3 separate regions of the Mus musculus genome follow, and all the other regions are linked to region 3. A link is a loop called in an ENCODE intact Hi-C map of the cell type or tissue named here. Cell type or tissue: left cerebral cortex. All regions are shown on one strand.

Evidence for each region. Hi-C counts contacts between places; a loop is a spot of excess contacts. Peaks named below come from ENCODE experiments on the same cell type or tissue, not always from the same donor. Only the 100,000 strongest peaks of a DNase experiment are listed, where the experiment ranks them.
Region 1: a loop joins it to region 3, with 7 times the contacts of the local background. A loop is called at or near these places in 4 of 42 quality-filtered maps.
Region 2: a loop joins it to region 3, with 6 times the contacts of the local background. A loop is called at or near these places in 4 of 42 quality-filtered maps.

What each region holds. Positions count from the first base shown.
Region 1 is chr4:44,713,636-44,721,635 of GRCm38, forward strand. No RefSeq gene overlaps it. Among named protein-coding and RNA genes, the nearest start is that of Pax5, 6.9 kb to the left of the region's middle. RefSeq lists an enhancer at 2,977-3,411. In left cerebral cortex, no CTCF peak of the experiment used is centred here; no DNase peak of the experiment used is centred here.
Region 2 is chr4:44,699,068-44,707,067 of GRCm38, forward strand. The region is part of intron 1 of Pax5 (paired box 5); the gene reads right to left. It overlaps 5730488B01Rik (RIKEN cDNA 5730488B01 gene), which reads left to right and starts at 3,733. Exons shown (of 1, transcript NR_073462.1): 1 at 3,733-6,043. In left cerebral cortex, no CTCF peak of the experiment used is centred here; DNase peaks (open chromatin) are centred at 3,200, 3,799 and 5,498; H3K4me3 peaks cover 413 bases.
Region 3 is chr4:46,335,124-46,343,123 of GRCm38, forward strand. All of the region lies in intron 1 of Gm12446 (predicted gene 12446), which reads right to left. Among named protein-coding and RNA genes, the nearest start is that of Gm12446, 4.4 kb to the right of the region's middle. In left cerebral cortex, a CTCF peak has its summit at 1,012; DNase peaks (open chromatin) are centred at 4,477, 4,497 and 7,523.

The DNA.
Region 1 (8,000 bases), 1.6 Mb before region 3:
TTTTAAACGCTACACCAGGCAGAGAGAAGGGGTGGGGTGGGAGGCACGTAGAATCAGAATCGTGCTAGCTAAGCGGACTAGGAAATGCGAGGAGAATCTTTAGAGAAAATCAGAACGGCAAAGACGAGACTGAGGAAGAGACAGATTGGAAGCCCAGGAAAGGGGCTGGTACTGAGGTTGCTCCAGGTCCCCGCGTGCTCTGGCAGGGTGTAGGAGAAAGCAGAAATGGAGCAGAGTGACAGGAAAAGCAAAGGGCTGCAGAAGGGTTGGCCAAGGCACGCTGTGAGCTTCCACTTAGCTAGGAGGCTATAGCCAAGGGAGGGGGAGGCCGACGAGAGGGGCCAAGTTTGAGCTCCTCCACTCCGCCAGGAAACACCACCCGGAAGCCTAGACTGGGATTCTGTTCTGACCCCGCGATCTACCTTTCCAGATCTCTTGATCGGTCTACCTTTCCAGATCTTGGGATGCTAGGGAAGATTGGATGATACTTGGTCGCCGCTTGGCCTCCGGGGCAAGCCCTGGGGGCAGCCACCCCGACCAACTCAGGCCTTAGGGATTTCCTCTAGAACTGGCGAGGACCTTGGGTCGGAGCAGATGTCCAGGCAGGAGGCGAGGAAGAGGCCCCGCCCTAAAGTCGAGACCCCAGGTCAGAGAGATCAGGTGGCCGGAGCTGGACTTGCTTGAGTCCGAGTTCGCGAGGCGCGCACGTGGTACTGTACCTTCAGCAGGCGGCGCCTGGATAGCCCAGCCCCGCCCTGCGCAGTGTGTCAGGCCCAGACTGGCAACAGGGAATGTGGACACCGGGTCCGGACCAGTAGGGTCATTGTGATAACCTTGGAGCTTGAGATGGATAGGGTCGCTCTTCGCCTTTAATTTTTGGGGCGCAAGGCGCAAAAAGCATCGTGTTAGCCACTTGCCAGGGCAGGTTTTTAGAGCTGTTTTGAGTCAAAACACCCATTTCTACTGCTGCTGAAGCCCTCTGCTTCGAGAGGGCTTCGAGCTCTGGAGCTCTGGCTGCTGGTTCGCTGGGGTGCCATGTGCCATTCACTCACTGTCTGGAAATACTCCGGGAGTGCGGAATACCTGATGGGGCTGTGTGGTCCGGGGAAACAGATGCTAATGGTGTGTGGTCGCGATTGTTTTCCTTTTTTTAATGATAATTTTTTAAAAAAAGGTTGTAGAGAGAAGCCTCAAAGAGTGCAGACTGGGATCCTTTGGATGGGTTCATTTCATCTCAAATCCAATAGTTCAATTCAGTTTCACCACTGCTTTGCAGCGCGCAGGAACACATGGCAGACGTCAAGTGTGTATGCTGTATACATATGCACAGAGACCCACTTTGAAAGCGACTCTTAGAGAATTCTGAGATTAAATTTACTCTCCTAAAGTTCCACTTGCAATATATAAATATGGAAAACCATCAGTTGCATTTAAAATTCGCCAACACACCCCAGCAATTCAAAATTACCTAAGGCTCCAAAGGGAGACATTGAAAGATTTTTCAGGCATTGTGATTGAAAACAACTGTATCTCAGTTAGTCTCTCCTTTTCTTTTTAAGTAACAATACCAGAATTGTCAGTAACAAATCATATCTTTCTAAGAAGACTGGGTTTTGTTTCTGTCAGTATTTGTAATGGACCTTTTACTCTCTCTACATTCCCCCCCCCAGCCCCCGTTGGTAAGGTTTAAATATTCATACACCAGCCCAGACTTAACATTTATTCAATGTGTTTTAAACTAATGAAAAATTAATGTGATGTAATTTGATTCCATGAAGTATTGAAATATAAAGGTACCTACTTCACAGTCAGTTTGGAGTGAGGGTAAAAACACCAGGCTCAAACATTCTTTTGCTTTTTAGTGCCGATATTAATGCTAAAAGGAAGTGAAGCTCATCTCTAAGCAGGCCCTTTAATGTTTTCACTCACTTTGTTCTCTCTTTCTCTGAAATAACCTAAGAGCTATGGCAAGGGACCACGGTGTGCTGGAACACATTCCTGAGACCTGGAATGGGAATCTGCAGGGTCTCAAACCACCCTGTGTACTGGCTTTTTCTTGTGGGAAAAGATCTTATGGGGGTGTCTAGGACTCTGTGGTATACAACGTCTGGGTTTGAAGATATGCCTGAAATAAAACTGTGCTCCAAAAGTCTCTCGGACTTTCAGTGGATACATGTTTTTGGCAACTTGGCCAGCAATGTGCTGATAGCGGCTTCCAGAACTCAGCTCAGAGTAAGAGAGTAAAGCTGGGGTCCTAAGGATCTGTGAAGAGAGCCCTGGAACCAGCCCCACTGCCACCAGAGACAGTTCCCAAAGTCCTAACTGTCCTTTGTAATGGAGACAGGAACTAAACTTCCCTACATTATTCAAACCTAAAACACTTATCTGCAAGGAAGAAAACTCAAGGTCTCTGCAAATGAATTTTCAGACTGCTGAAAGCCATTTGAAATGAGGTTAGGATATATATATATATATATATATATATATATATATATATATATATATATTTCTGTTCACAAACACCCAGGGATCTACCTACAACACAAGGAAACTCCAGCAGCCACCAAGATCAAAGAAACCAAGATAGGACACTGAAAAGATTTGAGGTCCAAAGATTAAAAAATATATATTCCTACTAATGTAATCATGTCAAGTTATTCATGCTAAAATTCTACAATTTCCATTCAAATGAGTTTAAAAACAGGGGCTGGCAAATTTCTGGAGAAGTCTTTATAAATTCCCTCAGAAAAATAATTAAGGAACACGCACTCAGCTTTTATATTGACAAAATACATTCATATCCATTATACAAACATATCTCCGTATAATACACATGTATGTCTTTAGCCTTTTATGCTGATGGGCTTAGGACTTGGATGGGTTTTGTTTTGTTTTCAAACCTACAAATTCTTACACAAAAAAGAACCGGAGATGGAAACATTTTGGCGAACTTAAAGGGAGGCTGGTTTTTCCTCGTTTGGTATCTCATTTCTCATGCCATTGGAGCATAGGCTCTTGTACCCCTCGAAGTGACAAAAGAGAAGTCGGCAAGGATGAAACCCTGCCGTGTCTGCAAGAGCACTCCTCTGGACACACGTTCCTGATGGTGGGGAGTTTGCCCCCTCTAAACCTAGCCCGACCTTTTGTCTTTTGACCTCTGATGCATGAAATTAGGTAGCAAAAGAAAATTCGAAGAAAAGGATACAAAAACATGGAAAAACAGCCTTCTCTGACAATAGTCATTGTATCAGGATCATAGCTGAGCAGCCCGGCACTGTGAAAGTGCTTGCTTATAAGGCTGTGGGTCTTCCTGGCTGGCCACTGGGGTTCCTGGTCTCCTTTGTGGCTGATTTGCATTTGTTGGGGGAGGGATTAAGCACTCTTTAATTAAGCTTGGAGCTGGTTTTTGTCCCCGCTGCTTTCACCAAAGCCTGTTTAGGGAGCTGGCCTTTGGTTCCTCCCTCACCTCCTAGGCCCTCTGTGCTGGTTGGCTACCTGCTTTGCACCAGCCAGGGCAGCTTCCAAGATACAGAGAAAACTCTGCCACTAAAGCTTTTCTGCCTATGCAGAACTATGCAGAATTCCTCGTTGACATGGGGAGGGAGGGTGGTGTTTGCATGCTTGCCAGTTTTAAAGGAGCACTATTCCAAATGGGTAACTCTTATTTTCCCCCTGAGCCAGGCAAGCACCCTGAGGTACTAGAGTTCCTTGCTCTCTCTACCTAATGGGTTCCACTATCTATCGAGCCAGGAAGAAAAGCAAGAACCTTTGTGGAGAGGGCCTTAGGTGGCCTCAGATCCTCTGATCCTCATAAGCTGTTAGGAAGAGTTGTGCATACTCAGTCAGAAGCCAAGGAACAAAGTCAGTGGAGCCCCAGGCCCTGTCCAAAAGAGAGGCAGGCCAGAAGAGTGTGAGGATGGGTGCGCAAGAAGGGGTTCTGGGATAAGACAGCAAGGTAGGCAAGTCAGACTCTGGAAATGGGTGATGGAGATGTTAGGCTGAGTGGCATACAAAGAAGAGTTAGTAGGACTTTTCTAGATAAATAAGGACAGAGAGGACATGATTAGCTCTTCATTTTAAGGACAAGGCTACTGGGTGTCGATGTGCAAGCAAAATGCTATGGGGGAAATAACACTGGTGAAAACTAGAGGCATGAGGGTGGATGCGAAGTGCATCTGGAGAAAGAAACTCCCATGGTCAGGAGAGCAGAGCTGAGAAAGGAGAAAGCCGGACTCATGGAGGGGAGGCCCCTGGCAGACCTCAAAGCTGCCTGCTCCTTGTGCCAGGTGCACCAAAATGAAGATGATGGAATGGCCTCAGGACCAAAGCAACATCAGGCAGGAAGCTTCATCTCTATCTATTTTTACCTTCTCCTCAGTGAGAGAGACTTTCTCCACAGACATCAGCCTGAAAAGCAAGCAAACAAACCAGGCTGAACTATTCATCACACGTATGATGGAAGCCTAACAAGGTGGTGAGCGACCCTCCCAGAGCTACAGCCTAGGACTGCTAGGCCTTGGCAGCCATGGTAGAAGGAACCTGAGAGTTTGGCTAGTCCTTGGGGGCAGAGATAGAAGCATGCCTGTTTCATGACTTCCCACGAAGCTAGCAGACAGGGGCCAGAGTACACCTGACCTTCCATCTGTCAAGAAATACTGACTTAGAAATGTTTCCAGGACAATGCTAGATGGGGTGGTGCAGGTCCCAGCACTGGGAGGGGTGAGACAGGAGGATCCTAAGTTTGAGGCTAGCCAGGGCTAGCAGGAAGAGGGAGGGAAGGGGGAAAGAAAGAAAGAAAGAAAGAGAAGAGGGAAGCTTTTCAAGGGAAGCAATCTACTGATTGCTGTTCTCCCCACTTAACCGGTCTGCAACTGTGCAAACATCAGTAGCCTGGAACTTAGCAGAGTGGCAGGTCCAGACTCCAGAAGTACCAGCAGCCAGACTCAGACTCTTATTCCCAACTTGCTTTCAAAGGTCCAAAGAAACATCCTACTTTGGAGATGGATGGGTTTTCTCTTCCTGATCTTAGTGTGAGTCCATTCAGCCAACAGCTGATTGCTTATTGGTGAGTGTTTTAGGAAGAGGAGAGCCTCCTGCCCAAAACTGAACAAAGTCAGAATACAGATATGAGCCTGTGATATCAGAGAACTCAACTAGCCTTTAAACTAGATATAGTAAAAGATGGGGAAGTTCTTCCTTTCTCCTATTAGGGGTAGCCACGAAGATTGCCAGGCACAGTGGGTTAAGACAGTCTCATGTGATCCAGGTTAGCTTAAAACTACCTATATAATCGAGACTAGCCTTGAACTCCCAGGTTGTTTTGCTTTATCACCCAAGTGCTGGCAATATAGATATGTATCACCATACCTAGCTCGTAAAGATTTCTGAAGGGAGACAGCATTTGTTCCGAGTCGTGGAAGGGTGAGTTAGAAAAGATGAGACAAGCTCCTAAAGCTTCAGTTAGAGCAATGGGGAAGAAGGAGAAGGGGAAGGGGAAGGAAGAGGAAGAAGAAGAAGAAGAGGAAGAAGAAGAAGAAGAAGAAGAAGAAGAAGAAGAAGAAGAAGAAGAAGAAGAAGAAGAGGAAGAAGAAGAGGAAGAAGAGGAAGAAGAAGAAGAAGAAGACATTAGCCTGTTTAAGAACTGGCAAGGCAGGAAGATAGAGGAGAAATTCATTCCTTGGTAAAGAAACAGAGTCCCCAAAAGGTGAAATTGTATTCATCTCAAAGTTTGGCCCACTTACCCCTAGTCCCAAGTAGCAGTCATGCAATCATAGGGTTTCCCTGAGACCTTTACACTTTCCTGGGCTTTGTGACTGCCCCATGTATCATAGGTCATAGGTATCTGGCTCTTTAGTGGGATCCACGTTTCTGCTAATGCATTTGTCACACTGTCACAGCTCCCTGGCTTCCTCTTGGCTTCACAGTGTGTGATCCATTTCTGCAATAGCACTTCACTTGTTTTGGTGAGTCACACGAATGAATAAACATTCTCTGGACCAGACCCTGATAATCCCACATCCTTGAAACACAATCTAACCTCTTTGCTCCCAGTTTGCTAACCTGCATAATGGGGGGAATAACACCACCCCACCACTCATCCTACCCTTCTGTGCTGCTCTAAGCAAATGATAGAACGCCTGGCTAATTCCTCTACAAAATATTTTAAGGATGGGTTTAGATTCCTTGGTGCTGTTAAAGAAAATCTATTTTTGGTTGACTGGATATATTTCTCCTTTAGCTCAGGAACCTATGGCCCAACGTTTGACAGGAGTTAAGAGTGAGGTTTATACAGGAAGAGGCCGACAGAACTCATGTGTTGAAAAATTGTATGTTTTCTTTGAAAGAATCCTTTCCTTATGCGGGAAGAAAGAAAGCAAAGAAATTCAACTCAAGCACATCGGAGGGCTGTGAGGTTAGCAGCTGTCATGCTGCTGCTGCTGCTGGGGTTCTGAAAAGACAGTGTCGGATGGACGGATGGACGCAGCGTTGCTGGGTTAGCACACAGCTGGGCAGAGCTGAAGGAGGAGGAAGAAAGCCTGGGATCCCGGAGGGAAAATGAAGACATGATAGCAGTCAATAGCACATCAACGAGGGGATCTCTACTGTGTATAGGCAGGTGCACACCTACCATCACAACCATCGCCATCACTAACACCACTACCACCACCCACCACCGCTACCACCACCCACCATCACCATCACTAACACCACCACCAGCACCCACCACCAGCACCACCACCATCACCATCACTAACATCACCACCATCACCCACCACCCCTACCACCACCTACCACCCACCATCACCACTACCTTCACCTCCTCCACCAGCACCACCACCACCACCACCAACAATCACCACCCTAGAAATTGAGGAAAGAATTTCACACTACAAAAAAACCAGGCTTAAGAAAGAGTCGTGAGTGTTCTGTCTCAGTCTCCACTCTATAATGGCTGTTCTCTTCAGGACAGAGTCTCTATAAGTGGTTCAAGCATGAACTGTTGCCCCCTAGGTTCATGTGTTTGAACTTCTTATCTCCAGATTGGGAGGTTCTGGAGCCTTTAGGAAGTGGGGCCTATCTGGAGGGAATGAGGGTCTAGCTTCGGGGCACCGAGAGTCATAGCCTGAGTTCCTTGCTTCCTGCTCCTCAAGGATACGGCCTATGAGGAGACCCAGCTCTACTCTGCCACAGCCATGCTTCTCTGCTGTGATAGGCTATACCCTCTCAAACCATTATTCCACCCCCTAAAATCTTTCCTCTTTTGCTTATGTTAGATATTTGATCACAATAATGTAAAAAAGCTAAAACAGCCTCCAAGAGCTATAACAAGTAGTTTCAATTAATAGTCTGCTAATTAAGCAATAATTAATTGATAAATAATTCGTTAACAGCAATGGAATTGGGATAGTGAGCTGTCTGCCTCCAGGCTGGCTGCTCTGCTCTATGCCAGTAAACAGATGTTCCGCCTACAGGTGAATACTTCAGGGACAGTAAGCTCTCCAACCCTTTGCATTTTGTGATATCTGACAGGACATCCTTTCTTTTAAGAATAAGTCGACTTCCACATCTACTGTCCACTGTTCCTAGTTCCACCCTTCAGCAACTCAATGAGAGTTCTTGGCAGAATCTGCTCAACTAATGTGAGGGAAGTTCCAACCCCCCAGCCTACACACACACACACACACACACACACACACACACACACACACACCTCAACACAAGCGTGGAGGTTTGGAATATCAGTTAGAAGGAGCACATTCAGAAGAAAGAAGCAGTGGCGTATGGGGATTATGGGGCCAAGAGCCTGACTGGCAGGAAACCTTAGACTCTGTTCCTTCCGGTGCCTGTGCCCTCCTGGGATACACACTTCTACACAAATGTGTCTTAAAAGGTCATTGCTGGACTGGTGTGTGGCTCAGTAGCAGAGCATAGGCAAGGCCTCGGGAGGGGCATTGATACAGCACAGTGGGAAGCAGAAGTTCTGGGTTTGCTCTGTCTAT
Region 2 (8,000 bases), 1.6 Mb before region 3:
TCCCAAAATTTCCAGGTTCGGGTGTATGTCCAAGAAACCAAGAATTTTTTAGGAAATAACATTATTTAGTTCCAAACTATGCTGACTCTTCCTCTGATTTCTTTAAAATGTGCCTTTAAGGGATTTTGATTGTTCTGAAACATCAAAATTCACATAGGAGAAGAAAGAAAAAAAAAAGAGATAAATTTGCCCTGAACAGGATTTTACAGCTAGGGACATAGTTACATAGCTTACCTATAACAGAAAGATTACAGCAACCCTGATCAACAGCTTTGATCTGGGACAAAGAGTATCTAAGGGGGAGGAGGGTTGAATCAATCTTTTCAGAACAGCCTGGATGTGGGTAAAACAAAGTATATCCAAAATCGGGGTTTGTTCTCTGGAAGGATGGAGGCCAAGAAAAGGAAACTGAAAGACCCAGCACATTTCTAATATGATCTAGAGGTCCAGGAATTGCAGCCAATCTGCAATTAGAGTTAGCTGTACCACTGACAATTGAGACTTCTGCCCAAAACACAATGGCAACCTTCAGAGGACTTCAATGCCAAAAGCAGTTATATAGGGGATTTGTGGGTTTGTATCATAGCAAAAGCTGCGAAGAATCTCCTAGAGTCAGGTCTCACTAAATCACAACAGATCCCCCAAACTTCCTCCCTGTGTCCACAAGGCTAACAGATTTGCAGAATCTAAGGCAAGTGTCCACATCTGACACAGACTTGGCCTAGGTGACTCTTACTTTTCTTGACTTCCTGGACAGGGCCCCGGATCCTCTTAGTCTTCTTGCCTCACTTATAAACATACCCAACAGAGCACTTTACCACTGAGGCCTCAGGAAAGGTGCTAATCTGAGATTGGTAAGAAGGGAAGCTCACATATAAGGGAGAGAGCCACTGGAACCAAGAAAAGAGAGGTATGTGCAAAGGGTATAGAGAGTTGGGGTGGAGACAGACAGCAAAGAAAAGAAGGCTAGATAGAACACAGAGAAGTTTGGGCAGGCAGAGGGAGTTGGGACAGAAGAAAAATCAAAACAGACCGGCAAATGGAAGGGGGCTTCTGGAAGACAGGATTTCTGTGGGTGGGGCTCTGTTTCTTCTCCCTCTCTCTCTCTCTCAGGCCTTGCTCCAGCTTTGCATCTCCTCAAAGGCTCAAACCTCAACTTCTACCGTGTGTTCCAGCTAGGTGAGGGCTCATCTGCCAGGAAGATACTGGGCTAAGACATGAACTCAGCTATCATTCCTACAGGGAACAGAATCTGCAGAGACTGGCACAGAAACGGTGGAAACGAATTAGGTAGAAACTGGGAAGCAAACACAGATGTAACAAAAGTAAAGATCACCGGCCTGCACCTGGGGAATAGGGTTTGAAGGGGGACAGAAGGATGATGGAACTGTGGGTGCCCCTAGGACTTTTGTGTCTCTGGCCTGAAAGGAGCTGCCTTCTGTAGATTCTCCTCAGACCTTGTTAAGAACATGTGGCCCACAAAGAGCATTGCCCAAACCCCAAGAACTATGACTGAGCACAGAGTATTAGGTAAAAGATGTCTCTGCTCAGCTAAAGACTGAACTAGAAGACCCTGGCTCATAGAAATTCTTTCTAAATGCACCAAAGCAGAAGGAGGAAGGGACACACATAGACATGCAAACAGAATCCCAGAGAGTGGACAGCCAGGTGCTGATACACATAGCAGCAGTCATGCTGTGAATACAGACATGGCTGGACTACACAGAGGGAGAGCCTTGTCTGTGTGGATACTCCAGCAGTCCACTGCCCTCTCTGAGATTAGGTCCTTCTCTTCCCTCCTTTCCAGGAATTCCCCCAAAACCTAACGGTACACCTCTATCCTGAGAACCAGCTACAATTCTGTCAGTCCTTTTATCTCTCCAGCCACAGTATAAATAGTATTTATATTCTATAAAACAGAGGTATCTGAAGGTTTGGGTCACACTCAGGTATGACACTGGCCACAAAAGTACTTTATAACTAACTGGTAAAAGGGTTGGGGGAAGGAAACATCTGGGGGAGGGCCTCTGTGCCAGTGAGCTTGGTGGAACTGGAACAGAGTGTGGGGTACCTCTGAACCCAGAAGTCAAATGTCTGTCCTTCTCGACAGAAACTGTCCTGTGCAGAACTGGTTGTGGGGGGTGGGAGAAGAAGGGAGGTAACAAGGAAAAACTGACCAGGGCCAGAAAGAAAGAGAGAGAGAGAGAGAGAGAGAGAGAGAGAGAGAGAGAGAGAGAGAGAGAGAGGAAAGGAAGAGAAGAGAAGAGAAGAGAAGAGAAAAAAGATGAAAGAAGAATCCTAGTACACCTGTCACCTTGCAGAACCTATTTTCTCTGCCCCCATCACCAGCAAATAAGGACCCAGAGACAGATTACATTGTGCAAGCAAACAGCTTTAGGCATAAGAGCTAACTAAGGTCTTTCCAAAGACGCCAAGGGCTTCCCCTAGCTCTGGAAGCTAGGCTTGCCCAGCCCCCACTGTGCTGCCAGGGAGATTGAGAATGGGAGGAGGGAGGATTTCCCGAGGAGGGGGCAGATTGAAGGGCCGGCAGGAAGGCTGAGACATTAGCAGTTGGTTAACCTGCACCTGGAAGGAGCTGCCTCTCCACACGAATGCACACCGCAAGACCACCAAATCTGATGCTGTCTCCCCACGGGCTTGGGCACGACCTCTGGGCAGCAGAACTCTGGACAGAGAGAGGCAGTGCAGGCCTTTGGATTTCTGCCAGAAGCACGGGAGCCAGCCCTACCCATCTTGCCTCCCAGTTGTTTCTTGCCCACCTCAGAGTGTTGCCCCCAACTCGTTTGTTTTCAGGTTCGTTCTGAGTGAGAGCAGAGAGGCTCTAGAGCCAGTCTGCGCATGAAAATGCTGCGGGAAACGCTGGAGCCATGGTGGACTGGAAACCGCTTAAACCCAGTCTCCTAAAGGGGAGGAATCGTTGGGGCTGGGACCAGAGCAAGCAGCTTCTCTGCGCGAATCTTGTCGCTGCTCGCTCGGGAGATTTACCTCCGACTGGGATATTGACACAAAGAGAAGCTGACCTGCTTGAAGCCCGCTTTGGCTGCCTAAGCAAACCTTCCCCTGCTACCAGGCCACTCAGTTCTTGGTGGAAGACACGAAGATTATTGCTTCACCTTGCCTTCTCTCTAGCCGGGTCTCTATGCCTTTGTTAAATAGGGGACCCACGGCTAGAGTAGCGGGATCCCGGCTGGTTGAGGTTTAAAAAGCTTGCAGCCGGCTGCTAGCCACGGAGTTACTCTGAGATCTGCAACCCACAGAGACTCGAGCTGGGCACCCGAGTGCAGTCTGCCAAAGCCTGGCGCCTTCCCCTGGCCGAGTCTACAGCCAACAGAAAGGAAACGCGATTCGTTCCACTTGGAATTTCCTTGAAATCTCCGAATCTAATCCAGCGTTAACTCACCGTGAGAAGAGCGCTTGTCTCATAGGAGGCTGTGTTAATGGGTGAACTGGCAGGATCCCTGTGGGTCAGGCAGCAGGGCCCTACCGGTGTCCGAAATGACCCTGCCGGTCTCTTACACTGCACAGGCTTTCAGAAGGCAGGGATGCCTGCATGTGACTAATTAGCTTGCTTCCTTCCTTTCTTTCTTTCTTTCTTTCTTTCTTTCTTTCTTTCTTTCTTTTTCTTTCTAGTAGAGAAGCCATCTCAAGGTAGACATCCTACAGAGAAGGACCCAATGATGTCTTTAAAGGTCTCTGTATGTACTGGCCGACACCTAAACTGAAGTGTAGCTTAGGGACCCTGACTTCGTTGATTCTTTAAATCCCCTCTCCTCGATCCAGGGCGCATTTGGAATCCTGGACCTGGTGCCCCTTCTTAACTTTCACTTCTTTCTTCACATATTCAGGGACTGGTCGGGGCTCTACTTTTCCTTTTAAGCATCAGTCTTGCCTAGTCCCATGGCTGAAAAAGGCGCCAACAGAGTTGGGATGTTGAGCGCTGGCTGAGACTCTCACTGACCTCTATTCAAACTTCCTGCCCTCCAACTGACCCAGTCCCGAGCTGTCTATGCGTATGAACCAGGGTTCTGAGAACTAGCGGCTAGAGCTCGGGAAAGGCTACAGCTCGCTGCCTACTCTACCTCGTTGCTGGAGGCGGGATTCACCCACCAGGCGCTTCGGCCTCGGCGGCGTCCGCTACCTGAAAACATTGCACTTTGCGAAGTTGTCTACGCAGCTACAGAGGTCCCGAGTCCTTCAGGACTTAGTATCTTACCCCGCACTCCGGCACCCCCAACCCGATCCCGGCCGGAGAGTGAGAGAAGCGAGCTCGCCGCCTACTTACTATGCATGGATGCAAACGGGTCGTGCTTACAGTGTATTTCCATCGGGGCGCTCCAGACTGTAGGCCGGCCCACGCCGCTGCCTCTCGGCGCCAAAGGACTGCCCAGGGCGCCTAGGGAACCGCGCCACCAGGCCGGGCACAGTGTGAGCAGAGATCAGAAAACACCTCTGCAGCCGTGGGGTCCCTCTCGGAGCCGCCTGCGGAAGATCGCGGAGAGCTGAGCCGAGAGGCGGGAAACGGTGCTCTCAGCCAGTCGGTCTGGGAGCGGGCGCCCAACTCCCGCTAGCTTCGCTCCTCGGCGGGCTCAAGCGGCGGCTCCCGGCCCGCACCAGAGAAGCTGCGGCCCAAGCGCTAGCGGCGTCGAGGGCATAGCGCAGGGGCCCACCTCCAGGACGGCTAGGGGAGCCCGGCGCGGGACCAGCAGCCTGCAGGAGGCCGCGAGCGCAGGGCCCTCCGTCTCAGTCCGGGGCAGCGAGGCCGCGGACTGCCAGGCTGCTTCGGTCTTGCTGCCTCGAGGGTCTGCCCACCCTTCGGCCTCCGCCAGGTCCTTCTTGTTTCCCGCTTCTCCGTGTCTCTGGAGCCGGACCTCCCCTTCCACCTCTCTTCTGTCGGCTCTCTGACGTCTCCGACGAAGTTACAGAGAACTCCCTCTCCTGTCGCGCAGGGGCCGCGGCGGAGTCTGAAATGCTGCAGCTGCTGAAGCTGGGAGCCCGGTGCGCCCCGAAGCTGCAACCCTCGAAGCCCGGGACCCGCTTGCCTTCAAAGTTCCCGCGGGCCCCGCAGCTCCCGGCCCCTTCGCGCCTGGCTGTGGTTCACGCTACCAACTCTTGGAGCCCCGCTGCCCGATCTCGGGGTTCCGGGTGGATTGTCCCTGCCTTGCCTCTTCCGGGACAGCCGCCGCGTCTGCCCAGCGTGGAGCGAGGGGTGCAGAGAGGATGAGGGTCCCTGCCGCCCGGACCGCCGGGGCCGCCGAGGCTGTCGGTGCTGAGATGAAGCCCCTGCCGGCTCTAATGCCTGCTCTGCCGCCGCCGCCGCCGGCGCTAGCCCTCCGCCTGTTCGGCGCGCACAGTGCGCCACCGCGCCGCCCCGAAGCCGCTTTCAGGACCCGCTGCGTGTGGACAGCGCCGCCCGGGGCTCAGCCTCCCTCCGGGCGGGGGCGGGGCGAGAGCTCACCTGCCAATCATGCCCCATCAAGCCAATCAGAACAGGGGCATCCGGCCCTAGCCCGATATACTGCCCTATTGGCTAAGCAACCCACGGGCTCCGCCTGATTAGCCGGTACCTGGGCAATGGGAGAGAATGGGGGGCGGGGCCCAAGCTGCGGCGCCACGTTCATTGACAAACGCGTGGGGAGAAGGCCTAGTGGTTCTCGGGTGGAAAAGGGGTAGAGAGAGAACAGAGCCCACGCAGTGTCTGGAGAGCCATGCTCTTGGTCCCACAGAGCCGACCTTTCGGAGGGCCGTCGAGATTTTAGGATGCGCTTAGAGACTGGGAGCAACCGAGACAGGGTCGAAGAAGAGTAAGGATGGGAGAGAGATCTCCAGAATGAAAAGAAAAAACAAAAAACAAAAATAGAAAAACATCCACAGATTTTAGAGGTAGACGTTCAGCACAATAGAGATCCGATTTTCGGTCTAGGCGGCAGATTTCTGTGTGTATATCTGCCGCTTTAGACCTCACTTTGCTCCTCTGTAAAATGGGCAGAGTTTAGTAAAGAAGTCTTTGATGCTGGTTCCTTCCATTTCCTAAGTTTATCAAGAATCCACTAAGCAACGGCCGTCTCCTCTGTATCCTCCTCTATCATTCTTCTATCCACAGAGGCCCCAGCATTGCACTAACCAAAGGCAGAACTGGGGAAATATTATTTGAAGGTTACCAGAAATTTGGGGAGTCTCCAAAGCTTGGACCAGGTTGCCTCAAGTACAGAGGCATAGATCCTTTCTGTTGTCTTAGCCTAGGAGCTGATAGGTCCCTTGGGAGCTGGTGATGCTCTTAGCTCAAAGCTTCTGTCAACAAGAGGATTTCCGCATCTGGTGCAAGGCCTCTTTAAAAAGGGAAGGAGTCCACCGGCATCCAGAGCTAATGAGAGCACCGGAAGCCAGTGGCTGTGCAGTTACCTCCATTTGCAAGAGCCTGGCAGTGTAGCATCAGGATGGCCACCTGGTAGAGGAAAACCTGACCTTCCTCACTAGAGTTCTTGTAGATTTTAGGACAAAAATGAACAGGCTTCTAGAAGACAGAATTCTTCGATCCAGCAAAGCTCTTTCTTTAGCCAACACGTGTCTCAGTTTCTTGGGAATATAAGGCTCCCAGACCACAATCAAAGCTGTTGGACTTTAAAAAACAAAAAACGAAGTGTCTTCACCCAGGTAGCTATAGTTCTGTGAGGCTTCTAGTGTGCTAAGACCCAACCCAACACAGATACTGAGCACTGCCCTCCCCCTCACCGTGGCAGTTGTAGGAGAATACTAAACGCTCACTCCTTTGAATCGTAAGTGATGACTCTCTGCTATTAAACATAAACCCACCAAAACCCAAGACCTCTGAGGCGTCTGCTTCAGGCATAGTAGAGGGAGGACAAAGCTCAGAATGATCCGAGGATCATTTTCACTATTTACTTTCTCCTCATTTCCATTCTTCTCTTCTTGCTCCACTTCTAACATCTCTATACTAGGTCAGCTCGTGGGTCCTCCCTTGATAGCCGCCTCCTCCAAGCTGCCCCTGACAAGCGGGGAAAGTCTCCCCGGGCTAACACAGCCCCACCCCCACTGGGGCACAGCTGCAGGAAAACAGCCAAGGCTGGTCTCTGGGGACTCAGAAGGCTGTGGTGTGTGAGGCAGTGGAGTGGTAGCTTTTTCTCTCTCCATTTTCCGGAACCCCTTCCGGGTCTTGATCTTTGCTGCCCCACACCTACCTCTGCCTTAGAGCAAGGAGATTACAACTGGGAAAGTACTGTGATGGCATAGGGCCCCATTTGCTTTATCCCGTAGTCCCCAGCGAATCAGATATCGTAAGAGTTGAGTTCCAAGCCAGTTATGGGACTCTTAATTCCCACTATGGATGTCAAGAGGCTGCTCCGGAGAATCGGTCAGTGGTACCTCAAGCTCCCAACCCTGCTCCTTGAGCTTACAATCCCCGATCAAGAATATTAAAAACTAAAAGGGTTCTGAGAAAACTGTTTCCCCATTCTTCAGATTTGGAACCTGAGGATAAGAGGCTGGATTCAACTTATCTAAGGTCGCACTAGTGCAAGCCTGGGATAGAAGAAAGGCTGGAGGCTGGAAGTGGAGCTGGTGTCAAACTAAATAATTTATCTGGACAATACCTGAAGAGGCCAATTGTTCTGTATTGTTTGGACAAAACCCTAAAGGTATCCTGAGGGCAGGATGAAAATGCAGGTACCATTCCAACAGACACAGTCCAGGTCCCTCCTTTCACACAGTAGGCATTGTTCAGCTCTGGCTATGTTCTCTTCTGTACGACCCTATCTAACCAATGAAGGAAAGAAGGCCCTCCCAGTACTTAGTGATTCTGGGTCAGAGGAAATTTTCTTCTGAGTGGTTCTGTTTGACACTCCTGGAGTTCCTGAGCCCTGAGAACTTCAAATCCCCAAGAAGTGAACAGCCCTACTATTACCACCTACTCCAGCCTCTCAAGCTCCCAAATAGTGGCCCAGAGAAATTAGATGACCAGTCTG
Region 3 (8,000 bases):
GGGAACTGAACTTAGAGCCTCTGAAAGAATAACAAGTGCTCTTAACCAATAAGCATCTCTCCTGCCCCTCAAGAAGAAATATATTACTGTAGTGGCTATTCCTGGTTGTCAACTTGACTATATTTGGAATGAACTACAATCCAGAATTGGAAGGCTCACCAGTGACCCTTATCTGGAGGCTTGGAGATAGAAGATTCTGATCTGGATCTTGGTATGAAGATCTTGAGGCATAGTGGCTATGGATTCCAGAAGATTATATCTCCGAGTTCAAGGTCATCCGGGATTAAAGGTATGGTGGGACACACCTTTAATCTGGGCTACACCTTTCATCTGGGATTAAAGGTGTGGTGGAACACACCTTTAATCTGGGCTACAGCTTCTGCTGGAGACAATATAAGGACATTGGAAGAAGGGAGTCTTGCTCTTGCTCCTTCGCCTGCTTGCCGTGTGGGACTGAGTAACTGCTAGATCCTTGGACTTCCATTCACAGCTGGGACTGAACCATTGTTGGGAATTGGGCTGCAGACTGTAAGTCATCAATAAATTATTTTACTATATAGAGACTATCCATAAGTTCTGTGACTCTAGAGAACCCTGACTAATACAATTACATTATGGATTTCTCAAAAAAGAAATCAAACCCACATAGTACTATATAACACAGAATAAACCCTCCTAAATACTATAAATTTTGGATAATAAATGTATCTACATAGGCTCCACAAGTGTAATGAATGGATTGCTCTAACATAAGTTGTTTATAAGAAGCTGTGGGGTAACATGAACCCTCTGCTGCTCAGAAAACTTCATTCCATAATAGGTCATCCTGCATTCCTTTATTCTGTCACTGAATGATTTAAATGAAATTAAGATAATAATTATTCTGGGGCTGGAGCCAGGGCTCAGTGGTTAAGAGCTCTGGCTGCTCTTACAGAGGACTGGGGTTCAATTTTCAGTACTGTGAGCCAATTGTAACACAGCCATCTGAAACGTCAGTCCCAGGGAATCCAAGCCCTCTTATGGTCTTCAAGGGTACTGTATGAACATAGTGCACAGATATACAGTCAGGTAAAGAACCCAACCTACACAAAATGATTTCTAAAACAATATTTTGTTTGCTTTTGTTTTTGGAGACTGGGTTTCTCTGAATAGCCCTGTCTGTCCTGGAACTTGCTCCATACACCAGGCTGGCCTCAAACTCTCAGAGCTCTGCCTGCCTTTGCCTTCTGAGTGCTGGGATTAAAGGTGCATGCTACCACTGCCTGGCAATAAAATACTTTAAAAAAAAAAAGATTGAGCATGCAGAATGTTGGTGGGGAGACAGAACAACTGGACCCCCGGCACACTGTGATGGAAATGAAAGTCTGCACAATGGCCTAACAGTTATTTAAAATGCAAACCGACACACCACAGCAGAGGACATGCCAAGAGTAATGAAAGCATGTATTGACACAAAGATGTTACACAAATGTTCATACAGCTCTGTTTGTGACAGACAAAACTGGAAACAGCCCACCTTTCTACAACTGGAGGCAGATTCTTATAAGAGAACACCATTTAAGTTGGTGGAAGTGAATGGACTTGGTACCACTACATGGGTGAGTGTCAAAATGATCTGTACTAATTAAAAAGTAGTAAGATGTTGCATTATTTCATTCCATACAATTCTATAACATGAAAATAGCTCTATGGCAACAAGAATAGACCAATGGCTGCTTACAGTTAGTAATGGGATGACCAAAACACCTATGCACATCAAATAAAAATAAATTATTTTTTTTTAAATGTAGAGAACCATAAAAGTGTCTGTGGTCTCATAGATCTTGTTTCAGAAATTTCTATCAAGGATATATCAAAAGAAATAAAAAGTCCCTGGTACAAACATTTTCCTGGCGGCATGGCCTATACCAAAAACTACTGGAAATGACCTAATTGCCCAGCTGCCATGCAGGTACTAATAGATCCATGCTGGACAGTTTCATTCACAATTACAAATTAAAAAAAAAAAAAAAAGGGGAGAGCCTGACATAGTAGCACATACGTCTATTTCCTTCAGCTGAGGCCCAGTGATCATGAGTTTAAGGCCAGCCTGAGGTACAGAATGGGTTTGAGGCCAGTTTCAATCCCATAGCAAAACCTAGCTTTAAAAGAGGTAGAAGGACTGGTAACAGTTCACTGGGTGAAGTGCTTATGTGTCCTGTAAGCATAAGGACCTGAATTCAATCCCCAGCTCCCAATGCACAAAACTGTGTGTTGTGTGCACTTTCCATCACAGTGCTGGAAAGATGGAGACAGGAAAGCCCTAGAGCTAGTTTATATGAGCTCTAGGCTTAGTGAAACATTGTCACAAAAACACAAGGTGGACAGCAACAAAGGAATAAGATTGATTCCCTGGCCTACACACACACACACACACACACACACAGAGAGAGAGAGAGAGAGAGAGAGAGACAGACAGACAGACAGACAGACAGAGACAGACAGAGAGAGACAGAGAGAAAGACAGAGAGACAGAGACAGACAGAGAGACAGAGAGAAGCTTCATGTATTTATATTTACAAAATAATGCAAATACCCTGTGTGCAGAACCCCCAGAGTTACATGTAAACCTCCTGTTCTTTGCATCCACCAGAACACAAAGAGGAATGAACAGACAGAGGAGAAAATGAACGGGAAATGAATGCTGAGTAGCAGGCAGGTGGGATAGTTTCTTCTTGGTTTGTCTCCTGTAAAGTTACAATGTTTTCATAACAGTTTTCAAATGTCTTCTTGTTGGTTTTGGCTCAGTCTCCCTACCTGGGGATTACCGTCAGCTCTCAGCATCAGCACCTCCACCTGCTTAGCCACAGCCCAATCAGCTTGCCTTGAAGCCATTGACAAAATGCTGAGGAAGCCTGCGTGGTGGGGAGAAGGTGTTCCCTTCCACCTCTTCAGGCAGATCCTCTGTTTCTGCTCTTGTTCGGGTTGCTCCAGTAACTGTGAATGGCAGGATCTGGAGACCCAGTCCCCAGGGAGGAGGAGGAGGGCTGGGCCAGCAGGGGATGTCTAGGAACAGAGGTGGAGCCTCTTACATGCACTTGAACCTTTTGCTCACCACCAGATAAAACTGATGTCAATCACCTCTGACTGGCCAAGGCCCCAAAGGTGACACAAATAGAAACAGGGATACAGTAGCTAATTTAGGAAGGGTGAAATCTTAAAGGGGAAAGTGACAAACTCGGAAACAGCAAGGGCCATTGTTACTGTGGCTCCTCCCATAGCTAATTGCTTCTAAGCAGATCCTTTGTCCTACCCTCTGGGGCAGTTGGCCTGGCCAGGGTTCAGGGAAGGTAAGGAACCACTCAACACCTAAAGGGACCCCAATACCAGTCTTCCACTTTTCCTCACTCCCGTACTATGTCCACACTAGGAAGGCAAGCTCAGCTTCCCCAACTAGACCCACCCACCCCCAGCGCCCTGGAGACCTATCTTACTGGTTAATAGACACAGGGTGTAGGTGTGTGCAAAGGAATCCCAGTATCCTCCTGGGTAGATGAGTAGACCCTCACCTGCCCTGGTCTTGCCCCTCCAGGATGGGAGAGGATGGTTTAGGCTGTGAGAACCGACTGGCCCTGTTCTTTCTGTCCCAAGTCAAAAATCAGGACAGGCAAAATAACTAAAGGTGAAATCAACACACACGGCATCCCAGGACTATACAGAGAAACACAAGAACGAACAAAACTCTCAAAAGGCAGGCAGAGTGTGGCTACGCAGACACCACCACCTCCACCACCCTCAGGCATCCTGGTTCAAACGTCTTCTAACACCGTCCTCATCCCCCTACCCCACACCTTCTATACCACCACTGCCACCACCACCACCCCTGTGCCCCGTGCTACCAGCTGCCTCTTTTCCACCCCGGGAAAGAGCTACAGAGGGCACCATCCTGGCCATCGGATCGCTGGAGGCATCGGGGACCAAAGGAAAGGCGGATTGTGGTATCTTTCTGTGCCTCTGACTGTGGAACTAACCTTGTACTGGGCAACTCTCTCCTGAACGGGAAGGGCAGTCATGCCTGGTCTTTTTGAGACTATCTAGCAAAAAAGACAAAACTTCCAGCCTGTGCCACGTGTGGCAGGAGGTGAGATGCCCACGAAGAAGAAGTATCAAGTAATTAGTATAATGTTTTCTGTGACCGAGCTGGAATTTCGTGTTTCCACTGGGCTCTCACTGTGCAGGGACCTTGACTCTTAGGCTCCCAAAATAATGTGGGGATCCCAGGAGATTGTTCACTTAAATACTGCAAACAGAATTACACTTCCGAGGGAGTAGGAACAAGAACCAGGGTCCAGGGAGCAGAACTCCAGCTTAAAGAAGCGCCTTTCTACGGTGCCTTGTAATTAAGTAATTAAGTTTATTTCCTCCGAAATAAAGACGAGCAATCATCCCTGCAAATTCTGGGCTTCCTGGATTCTCCTGAGCATTTACACGGAGCTCGATCCCAGCCCGAGGAACCAAAAGATAGATGGAGCACCCCGGATTCCGGAATTGAATTGAATTGCGCGGGCCAGAGAGGCTGAAAAGGAGCTGTCCACCCCACTCTATCCCTCCCCAGCCCGCGGCGCGTGATGGAGCTGATGCCTTTGATGTTTTGGGTGGAAACTACAGGAGCCGAAAGCGTGGAGCGCCACCCTAGGGCGGGAGCGCCCTCAAGGTCCAGGCCTGGGTTCGCCTCTGACACAGACGGTCCGAGCTGTGCGGAGAGAGCCCGGGCTCAACGCTCTGAGCCATCTTCTTCTTCACAGAGCTGCGGAGCTCGGGCTTCTGCTCTGGGAATCCGTTCTGGAGAGTTCGAATGCCCCAGGTCCTGTGGCTGGAGTTAAACTAGGGCTCAAGGCACCCAAAGAAAGGCGCTTCTTTAAGCTGGTGGCAAGTCTGGCCCCTGAACTTATCACCGGAATGATAATTCTGTTTACACTATTTGAGTGAATGGGCTGGGAGAAAACGGGTTTTTTTGTTTTTGTTTTTGTTTTGTTTTGTTTTTTAAGTCAGCTCCAAGATCCCCACACTACTCTAGGAGCCTGAGAGGTTCCTGCTCACTGGGATCCCCCCACCCCCACCCCCACCCCCGTGGAGATACAAAACCACAGCTAGGCCACAGAAAACATTTTACTTAACTAGTTAGTCTTCTCCAACAGGGCCATCTCACCTCTGCCCACAAGTGGCACAAGCTAGAACTTTTGATCTTTTCTTTTCTCCGCACCCTTGTTTCATCCTGAAAACAATGTAAAAGATAAAGAAAAGGACTGCAGGACTCAGTCCCCACCTCATCTTCTCTACCCTGAGGAGAAAGCACACCTTCATCTCACCTCAAGGGAAAACTGAGGCCTCAGACGTTCCTGGGCTGGTTCCCAGATGCTGGGCCTGGGATGAGTGATCGAGAGTTGTTACAACCAACCACACTGAGCTGGTTTGGTTTGGTTTGGTTTGGTTTGGTGTGATGGCAGTGCTCTCTGGAGCCATACAACCCAGTGAGCCCCGGCAGTCTCCCCTAAAATTACCCTGATAATGGAGGCTGTGTCCTCTGAGCTGTGCAAGTGTCTTCTGTTACTGTTGAATAAATGAGAAGGGCTAAAAGAATGGTCAGGAGGAAGACACTAAGAAGGGAGAAGGGAGAAGACTAAGAGGTCATCCAGCTAAAGTAAGAGCCTGAGGTCTGTAGCCTCTCACCTCATGGTCCCATCTCCTTCCCAAGCCCTGGGTCGGTCAGGCCCTTCTCCAGCTCTAACCCCCGAGAACGTTAGGCAGATGGCCGGGGTTATCTCTGCTTCTGCAGGCAGAGACACCTGCGTCAAGGAATATGGAGGAATTTTCCATGACCCTTGGATTTCATTTTCAACCTCTTCTGAGCTTCCAATTGTTGCAGAAGACTTCCAGGCCTTCTGTGACACCCCAATAACCAAAACACAACACACACACCATTAATGGAGCAAGTTGTCCCAGGGGTTGCTGGGAACACTTGTGATTGAACAATGGAAGGAAATAAATTAGCCCACTGTGACTCCCACCTCTGCTGGATTTTTCAAGGTGCTGGAATCCATCCCCTTTAGCTTCAAGCAATTGCCAATAGAGTCTGTGACTCTACCCCAGTAAGAAGAAACTTGACCATTACCAACCTACCTCTGCTCAAAACAACTCGGGGAGGGGTAGAAGGAAATGTTTATATTGCTTTGATCCAAATGGGTAAACTTTGTCAGAATTTTGTATCATGAGTAGAACCCTCACCCTATGGGGTGTAGGAGTACATCATCTGAATAAAATTGTATGCAGTAAAATTCAGGACTCTTACACACACACACACACACAAACGCCACCCAACATCAAACCTGGTAGTCATGATCTTGAGAATTCTAATCCCTGGAGACTGAGGTACCACCAAGCAGAGGGAAGCAGAATTCTGGAAGAATGGAGATGCAGGACCAGAGACCTCTGGGGGCCTGGAGGATTCTAGCCAGAGTCAGAGGACGGTTGGGGGGGGGGGTGATCAGAAAGTCGTGGACAATCATTAAAGCAAACTGTAATGAACATTAGACAACTCACAAGACTGAGGCTCTTCTAGTCCCCTACAAAACAGTCGATTTTGGAAGTAAGGAAGACAGCAATTATGCATTTATTAAGACCCAGGTCTTCCAGTAAGACACCCTAGGATCGGAATTCACATTAAATAACACATGCTTGAGAGTGTAGAAAAGAAAAAAAATTCAAAGAAAGAAGCAGCTTCCAATAGAGCAGCAAGTTCCAGGCATAAAGCCGTAGTTCTAACATCTGTACATAGTGGCTTTTTATTTTTTACATTTAGTGTGTGTGTGAGCGTGTGTGTGTGAGCGTGTGTGTGTGTGTGTGTGTGTTGCACAAGACGTGGCGGCAGGCACACACGCACACCTTTTGTAGTAGTCAGAGGACTACCAGGAGACATTCTCAGTCCTTGGCTTTGTGGAAAGCGCCGGCACAGGCCGAGCCACCTTGAATGCCCATTTACAGCCTTTTAGACGCTTAGAAGATTTGTATAGACACAAGAATGTAGGGATTCACACTGAGATAACCGCTCAGAATTTAAAATCTGGAAATACAAATCTTGGAATATGGAGAACCACAGACGTTCCTAATCGTATAATTGGCTTAAAGTTTACTCTGGGGGGAAAGAAACGTGAGAAATCTAGCTTCCCCTGGCTTCTTTAGGAGCGAGGGGCCGCAGCAAGCAGGAAGCCCCTCTGCATTCAAGGAGCTGGGGAAGGTCTTCAAGCAAGGTCGACTGCAGGAGAGAGGATCTGTGCTCTCTGCCTCTTTCTTTCAAAGGCAGCCACCCAGTGCTCACTGAAGAAGAACGCAATAAAACCAGAAGGCTGGGCCACCCACGTTAGACCTGAACCCTCCACAGTGTGTCTCTTTCCAGTCCGGCTCCTTACACAATTCCCATGCTCAGGAAAGGTACTGGCTTCACCGTGAGGATCTTAAGAACCAAATCTTAGATTCCTGAGTTGGGAATCTAACGTAACCAGTTCCAAAAGTGGCCAGAAAGCGAACCAGGCAGGTGGGGCTGCGCCGCTGGGAGTCCCTCTCTAGCACCGAATCCTGCCAGAGGAAGGCAGAAATCGGACATTTTGGAACAGTCTACACACACACACACACACACACACACACACACACACACGCGCGCGCGCGCGCGCGCGCACGCACGCACGCACACACACGCATACACCAGTAGAGTTGTGCACTGACTGCAGCATCCTCTCCCAAGTCTTCACTCAGACCTCTAGAGGCGGCTGGCCCTCTCTGGCCCCGTGGTAGTGGAGGGGTTGAGAGGCGGCGACTGCAGACAGCAGGAGCCAAGTCTTCGCTAACCAGGCATTCTCCTGCATATAGAAAAGGGTCCCAAGCCACCTAAGGACCCTGATGCGGCGAGGAGGCTTTCCCTAAACACCTCTTGAGATACAAAACTTCGGGACAGACCAGGAACCTGG